Regions from separate parts of the Mus musculus genome. Here regions 2 and 3 are each linked to region 1. Evidence: chromatin loops called from intact Hi-C (ENCODE). Cell type or tissue: left cerebral cortex. All regions are shown on one strand.

The links. A loop is a pair of places that touch in the nucleus more often than their neighbours do. Peaks named below come from ENCODE experiments on the same cell type or tissue, not always from the same donor. Only the 100,000 strongest peaks of a DNase experiment are listed, where the experiment ranks them.
Region 2: it touches region 1 in a loop (8-fold over the local background); 2 of 42 quality-filtered maps call a loop at or near these places.
Region 3: a loop joins it to region 1, with 4 times the contacts of the local background. A loop is called at or near these places in 2 of 42 quality-filtered maps.

What each region holds. Positions count from the first base shown.
Region 1 is chr2:7,735,334-7,737,833 of GRCm38, forward strand. No RefSeq gene overlaps it. Among named protein-coding and RNA genes, the nearest start is that of Gm30904, 610 kb to the right of the region's middle. In left cerebral cortex, a CTCF peak has its summit at 1,197; DNase peaks (open chromatin) are centred at 127 and 1,188; H3K27ac peaks cover 1,014 bases.
Region 2 is chr2:8,378,892-8,381,391 of GRCm38, forward strand. No RefSeq gene overlaps it. Among named protein-coding and RNA genes, the nearest start is that of Gm30904, 35 kb to the left of the region's middle. In left cerebral cortex, a CTCF peak has its summit at 1,553; DNase peaks (open chromatin) are centred at 1,553 and 2,312; H3K27ac peaks cover 2,232 bases.
Region 3 is chr2:8,371,215-8,373,714 of GRCm38, forward strand. No RefSeq gene overlaps it. Among named protein-coding and RNA genes, the nearest start is that of Gm30904, 27 kb to the left of the region's middle. In left cerebral cortex, no CTCF peak of the experiment used is centred here; no DNase peak of the experiment used is centred here.

The DNA of each region.
Region 1 (2,500 bases):
TCATAGAAACAAGAAAAAAAATAATAAGATTTTCATGCATGCATGTGTGTTTATGTCTATATATGTTCAGAGATACACATGTGTGAACAAATTCACATACATCTGAGCATGGGCGTGTGGAGACTAGTAGACAACCTCTGTGTTATTTCTTATGTGCATCCCACTACTTTGAGACAGATTTACTTACTGACTTTGGTTGCATGGGCAGGCTTGTAAATTTAGCCATCCCTGTGTCCACCTTCCCATTGCTGGATGATAAGCCGCTATGCTAGGCTAAGCTCTCTCACACTACTGCTTAGAATCCAACCAACCCTCCATGCTTAAAGGCAAGCACTTTACCAACTAGTCATTTCCTTAGTCCCAAGTCTTTCAATTTTGATAATATAACCCATAGTTTCTTTTAGGTTATTAAATGCATTATCTCTGTGATTTTGATTCCAAGACAAAGTATTTTTGCAGGCAAACCATACTATAATAAAATATAATAATTCTTTGATCACATAATTGTTTACAATCCAAAAATATGTAACAAAAATTTAAAATAGTTCTTACTGACTTATCAAATCCTTGATATATGGATTAATAGTATAATCTAAATAATTTGACTTGTGTTACCATTTTTGATGTACTATAAGCCAAGATTCCCCTTTTTTTAGGAAAGCAGGAAAGAAGTTTATATACTTGAAAGTGTGAATGATATATACCCATAAATATGTTTTCTCTGTAGCTTTTATTAGCTTCCTGTAAATTATCTGAAGATTTACTTAAAAACACAATTACAATTGTAATTTTTATTTCCTTAGAAATGTTATTAATATTTTTCTTGGATACATTCTAGACAGGTAAGGAATGGGTAAAATTTTATTATAATTAAGAAGCTGGTAACACCTTAGGAATAGGGAAGGTGGTAGGACTGATGGCTTCCCCTATGTTCAAGGATCTAACATAATGTGACCCTCTTGTACATTTTTACTTTCACTTAATATTGCCTCCATTTTTGTGAGTCCTATTGGTACAACTTTTGTCTTCCTTGGTGCCTTTAAGAATCATAAGCGATGTGATTATCATCACCATGAGAATAATTAACCATAGCTTTTTGGCACTCTAAGTTGGGAATGTATTATTTCAAGTAGTCAGGACTGAACTGCTAAACTCTTCCACTTTGAAACTGTAAAGGGCTCCCCCACCTGGATTCAAGTGCCTTAGTCATGCAGCTTCTTGACAACATTTGTAGGGAAGAAATAAAACTGTTCATATTGTCATGTGGGGAACTGAAGGGAAATCTCTTTAAAGATTAGTTGCCTATTAGGACCAATAAATAAAAAGAACTGAGAGATTGCTATACTGAGCATCAGATTTTTTCCATCGATGTATCACACTCCTTTGCAAAATGACTACATTGGTTTTTATTTTTTTTTTAAATTGAGACTAGAAGGCACTCATCACAAAGGTAAAATGAATATTTGCAGTCCTCACACTCCACTCTTTTAAGATTAGAATGCCCCAATATTTGAATGAAATGGGATTTTTATTTGGAGTATAGATAAATGGAAGAAGCTGTGCAGTACCTAGAGATAGCATATTCATTTACATAATCAGGGGATTATATTCTACATTTATGCTGATAACCTACTGTAGTCAACTGTATTTTACTAACATTTATTCAGCTTCTTAATATGAATTCAAGAACTCTCCAGGAATATTGCAAAGATAAACAATGAAGCAAATGTAAAGAGGAAGTACAATTTATATAAATTCCTTCATTTCAGAGATATTGAAATTGCACCATTGTCAATATGGCTCTATAAATATATAAATGGGACCATGATATGTGTGCTTATGAACTGATTCTCATATTCACCAATGAATATTAACTAATAAATACTAACAAACAGTCACTGACTCAGGGTGTTAGTCTATCATAATTATATATTAGATATATGTGACAATTTATTTAGCATATCTTTTTATGATATAGACTTTGTGATTGATCTTGGGAACAAAACTTCAGAGAACAAGCAGATTTTCTGATTGTTCAATTAAAGTTTGACCACTTTGATAATTAAGTAAGAATTTAGATAATCTATAATCCAACAAGTGTATAAAAGTACAAAAACCCCTCATATTTGCATACTAATGACAGAGACAAGACTATACATTTATTGAATGCATGCTTTAATGTAGCAGCACGTACATTTTAAAACAAAAACTGCAGATCTTTGGAAGGCAGCTCAAATCTATCAAGTGAATTTTGAGCTGTATTCATACTGTCTAGTGAGTAGATGGTCTTTGATTTGGAAGGTCTTAGCTGATCCTAAGACTTCTACTTAACCCTCTCATTCTGAGCATCGCTAACATGCATCTGTCTGCTACTTATCAACCTAAGTCTTAAAACTCTTTTCAGTGTACCTTTGAAACCTTTTTCATTAGAACCATTTCTGAACATTGAACAGCAACAAAGGAAACTGGTATACCTTGTTAACTGAGTAATATGTGAGCG
Region 2 (2,500 bases), 640 kb after region 1:
CCTAAAGTAAACAAACAAACAAGCAAAGAACGAGAATACAGTTTAACAAAACACCCATGGAAGGAGTTACAGACACACAGTTTGGAGCTGAGACGAAAGGATGGACCATTTAGAGACTTCCATATCCCGGGATCCATCCCATAATCAGCCTCCAAATGCTGACACCATTGCATACACTAGCAAGATTTTGCTGAAAGGACCCAGATATAGTTGTCTCTTGTGAGACTAAGCCGGGGCCTAGCAAACACAGAAGTGGATGCTCACAGTCAGCTATTGGCTGGATCACAGGGCCCCCAATGGAGGAGCTAGAGAAAGTACCCAAGGAGCTAAAGGGGTCTGCAACCCTATAGGTGGAACAACAATATGAACTAGCCAGTACCCCCCCAGAGCTTGTGTCTCTAGCTGCATATGTATCAAAAGATGGCCTAGTTGGCCATCAGTGGAAAGAGGCCCATTGGTCATGCAAACTTTATCTGCCTCAGTACAGGGGAACGCCAGGGCCAAGAAGTGGGAGTGAGTGGGTAGGGGACTTTTGGGATAGCATTGGAAATGTAAATGAAATAAATACCTAATAAAAAATAAACAAAATAAAAAAATGATGCTTCCAAAGTTCCTCAACTATCAAGACACTAGGGCATACGCAGTTGAAGTTTATGTCTTCTGGAAGCTTTGTGTGCACTTCTCAGATGCTCCTCTGAATTGCAACAGAAAATACAAGACTATTAATAATGATGTCTTAGCTGTTGTCCACAATCATAGAATTTATGTTTACCTCGGGGCACTGGCGAGGACTTTCATGAGAATACTAGTTTACAAGCTATTTTAAGTTTTGTCACATAATGTGTCAATCCATGTGGCAGCTCACATTTTAATACTAATTGATGGGGTACATTCTTAAGAAGTGTTATTATTCATGTTGGCTAATTCTCAACTAACCAGGTGGCACACATTCAGATTATACGTTCAATTACTTCAGAAAGCTGTTTGTCTTCAGTTTCTGTCACCAGCCAAATGTTTCTTTGTCTTATATGTGTAATGAATTTTTATGATGATTATAGAACCATAAATCACCATGATTTTGACCTACTGCAACATGTTTTTTCTCTGCCAACTATCACTTAATTCATAAATTTATGATTTCCAAATACCATGAAATGATTTTAAAAGTCGGTGCTTTGAAGATAATTTATATAGTTGCTACAGGTATATGTAATTCAAATTTAAAGATTATGTTCTTTCCAATAAATCCCATCAGTATGAAAGTGGGTACAATGTCAGGCAAAAACAATGCAGAATTATTTCCATCTTCTTAAAGATATTTTTGTTTGGAATAATAAAAGACATTTTTTCCCATGAAAAAATTTCTCAGCAAAAAGGTGAGAGATAATTTTTATTATAATTTCCTTCCAAAAATACCAACCTCGCTGACATTTTACTTCACATTTCAGCTATAAATTTAGGTTTTAGAAGTGAGGCTTTAAAAGTACTCTGTTTCAGTGAAAATTTCACTGTAATGCTAAATGGGTTGCCATGCCTTGAGCAACAGCTCCCTCTATGGTCCATCATCACCCAGGTAATGACTGTGCATCTTCTGCAACACCATAGGCCCTTCCTTCTATGACCAATACTCTCCTAGATACAATGCTAAGATGATACTGAACATTAGCAGGCTAGGTTTTTCTTTCCTTTTTCCCCTTCAAAATGCATCTTATTGCTTATAATTCTGTTATTCTGTTTATTGTTAGATGTGATTTACTCAATTACAATTTTAGTTATATTTCATACATACAACTTGATCCTTATGCAATAAAGAATCAGAGTTATGGGGAACAATCACAGATTGGATAAATTTCTGTTTATCTGGTCATAGATTTTCAATTGTACTGATGTTTCAGTACAATTATGTGTATGTAAATGTATTCACATTTCTTTAGAAATGTCATGTTATAGATTTCATTTTAAATATTGTCTACAGTGAAAAAATAAAATCATATTTAACTGTAAGTCCTAGAAAAAAGCCCTACATTTATATACAAGAAAACCCTTTATATACAAGTAGTACATCTAAGACTCAAGAACCCATCTGTTACCAGGAAATGTTAAACTGGGGAAACATTTTGAAATAAAGTACAAAAAGGGCAACTGGTTTTTAAAGGGAAAGGAAATGTATATAAGAAGAAGGGGCTGAGGCTTCTTTTATTCTGGCCTCTTCTAACATAACAAAGCAACTCTGAAAGGTTTATAGTGTTGTATGGGAAACTTCAGGGAAAGTAGTGGCTCAAACTGAAGTATCAGCTGGCTTTGTTGGAGAGATTAGAACCATAGAAAGAGAACCAACCTGTTCCTTATCTGATACCTGCATCATCACCCTACTTTGGAATCTTCCATTCAATAGTGGTAGAAGTTACATAGACATCATGTTAGGCAGAACTACATTCCAACTATATTATGTTACTATTCTGCATTGGATGACAAGTCAACAAGTTTCCTAGTAACAGAT
Region 3 (2,500 bases), 640 kb after region 1:
GAATAATGACAAATATATTTAATTTTAGAACACATAACTGTGCCTCAGTTACTAAGTGTGTTTTGGAATGATGATTCCTTTCTTCCAGACTCCTTTATGGCTCTCAAAGTGCACAGTAGTTGACTACAGATGCTTACCTTCATAGTACAAGTGTTTTAAGAGACAGTAATTATGTGATGACATGAATTATCATGTGTAGGAACTTTGTTTCCCATGAATTTTCTTTACATTGGTTCTTCCTGAAGGACCCTGGATATGACTGTGGAAAAGCCTAGGTCACTGGAGACATGGCGTGAAGAAAAATGGTAGGGCCTGCTCTCCTCCTCTTTTCTTTTGCTTCCTGGGTATGAGGTAGTGTTTTATTCTGCTTTGCTCTACTTCTTCATGACAGCCCCAATACAAAAGGGCCATCTCCTTGTGCATTGCAACATTCAAAACTTTAAAACAATATAACCTTTTCTCTTTATAAAATGGTTATCTTTGGTATTTTGCTATCATTACAGACAGCTTATTAATACCTGTTATATTTGGAATGATGTATCTGGCCTGGTTCTTAAGAGCCGCACTCAACTGTTTTCCACTTCCTTGAGTCTGTTGTAATTAAGTTGACTTTTGGCTAGTCCCTCAGTATGCCAAAAATGCTCTGTTTTGATCTTTATACTTTATGCCATTTACATTAGATACTTTTTATCTGCTATTTCACTGGAAGACGAATTGTGGCTTAATGGTCAAGATTAAAACACTATGTTCTTACCATCTCAGCCTGTGTAATATTTTGCAATAAGGTGCTAAGCGACCCTAAAGCATGAACTCTGTCTGCACACTCTTTACACAGTCAGACCCTCCCATACCTAGTGATCAATAGATAACTGTAAAGACAATGAATCAACAAATGGAAGCCATCATTCAACTACATCACAGTTTGTCATATTTTCTCATAATTCAACTCCTAGTAGGAACATTTGAGAGGGAGAACCCTAGGTTGTTTATGCTGTGTTGTCAGTGTATCCCAACAGGTGATAAATGGTGCCTATAACTTAGTGACTATTATGATAGTGACTGTTGGGATCTTCATATGAAATGTTCTCTTTCAGCTTCACTAATAATAAATGAATGGAATTTGCTTTTGAGTTTGGTTAAATACTGTGTTCACTGAACAAACTCTATCCAGAGATGTTCCTTGACAACCACCTACTAAACAAATCTCATCTTTGTGTTTGCAAAGTGTCAATCTATTTAACTCTCTGTGCTTTAGCCATGAATAGAGAGTTCCATCTGCCATTTTTCTTTTCCTTGATTTTTTATTACCATTTTTGAGTTTTCTAATGTTGCTAAAAACTATTTTCACTCAAATTTTATGAATTATAATATAGAATTTTTCAATTCTCTAAAGTCTAAATTCTCTTTTTAATATATCAAGGTAACTTATCCTTCATTTACTATTCCCCTCTTTTCTTTGTTTGCAACAATTTGCTTCCTGTGGGCTATTTCTAATGTGGTCCTTGCCTCAGCAAGTTTATATCATATATCATATATCATATATATATATATATATATATATATATATGTATATATATATATTCTGCACACTCTTTACACAGTCAGATCCCTTCCATACATAGTGATCAATAGATAACTGTAAAGACAATGAATGGAAGCCATCATTCAACTACAACACAGCCTAAGTTTATCATATTTTCTTATAATTACATTCCTAGTAGGAACACTTTTAGAGGGAACATTTGTGAGGGAACATTTGAGAGGGATATATATAAACTTGTTGAGGCAAGGACCACATTAGAGAGAGCCCACAGGAAGCAGATTGCTACAAACAAAGAAAAGAGGGAAATATTTCCTCACCCTTCCTTATTGCTCCCCTCTCCCTAATCACTCATCTTCCTCAACAATGTCATTCCATAATGTCTGAGAATTAATGTGAGAACTTACTGTGCTTCCAAGTTGAGCATTCCTGGACAGTTTGAATTAATTAATTATGGAATACATAAAATCATATTTGTAGCTCAAATCCAGTCCTAGAGACTTTTCTATCCCTTTGCTCGTTTTGGCTTATCCATATTCTTAGCGGTATTCATGGTGAAACGCCTGACTCTACGCACTTGCTGAAAAGAGTATTATTACTGTTCCTGCCCACTCCCCATTGCCACAGGTAACCATTTTTATTGGCTTCTGGAAAAGAAAGTACTCTTAAATATTGTATCATTTCTTTTCTTTTTTTAAGCTTACTACTCGTATTGTAACTTTAAATTTTCAAACCTATTTTTAATGATAGTTCTTAAACACTTTTACCTCTCTTTTAGTTCACTACCCACCAGAAGTAGTGGGGAATAAAGGATATGGGGAATTTGATCCTTGTAGAATGGTTCTTTGGAGCAACTCTCATCTGTGTTTTCTGAAAATCAGAAGTTAATTTCCCAGGTTCGCAGCGCAATCCACTCACAAACACTTCACAGTTAAACTAGCAGTCCAGGTTGGTAGAGTC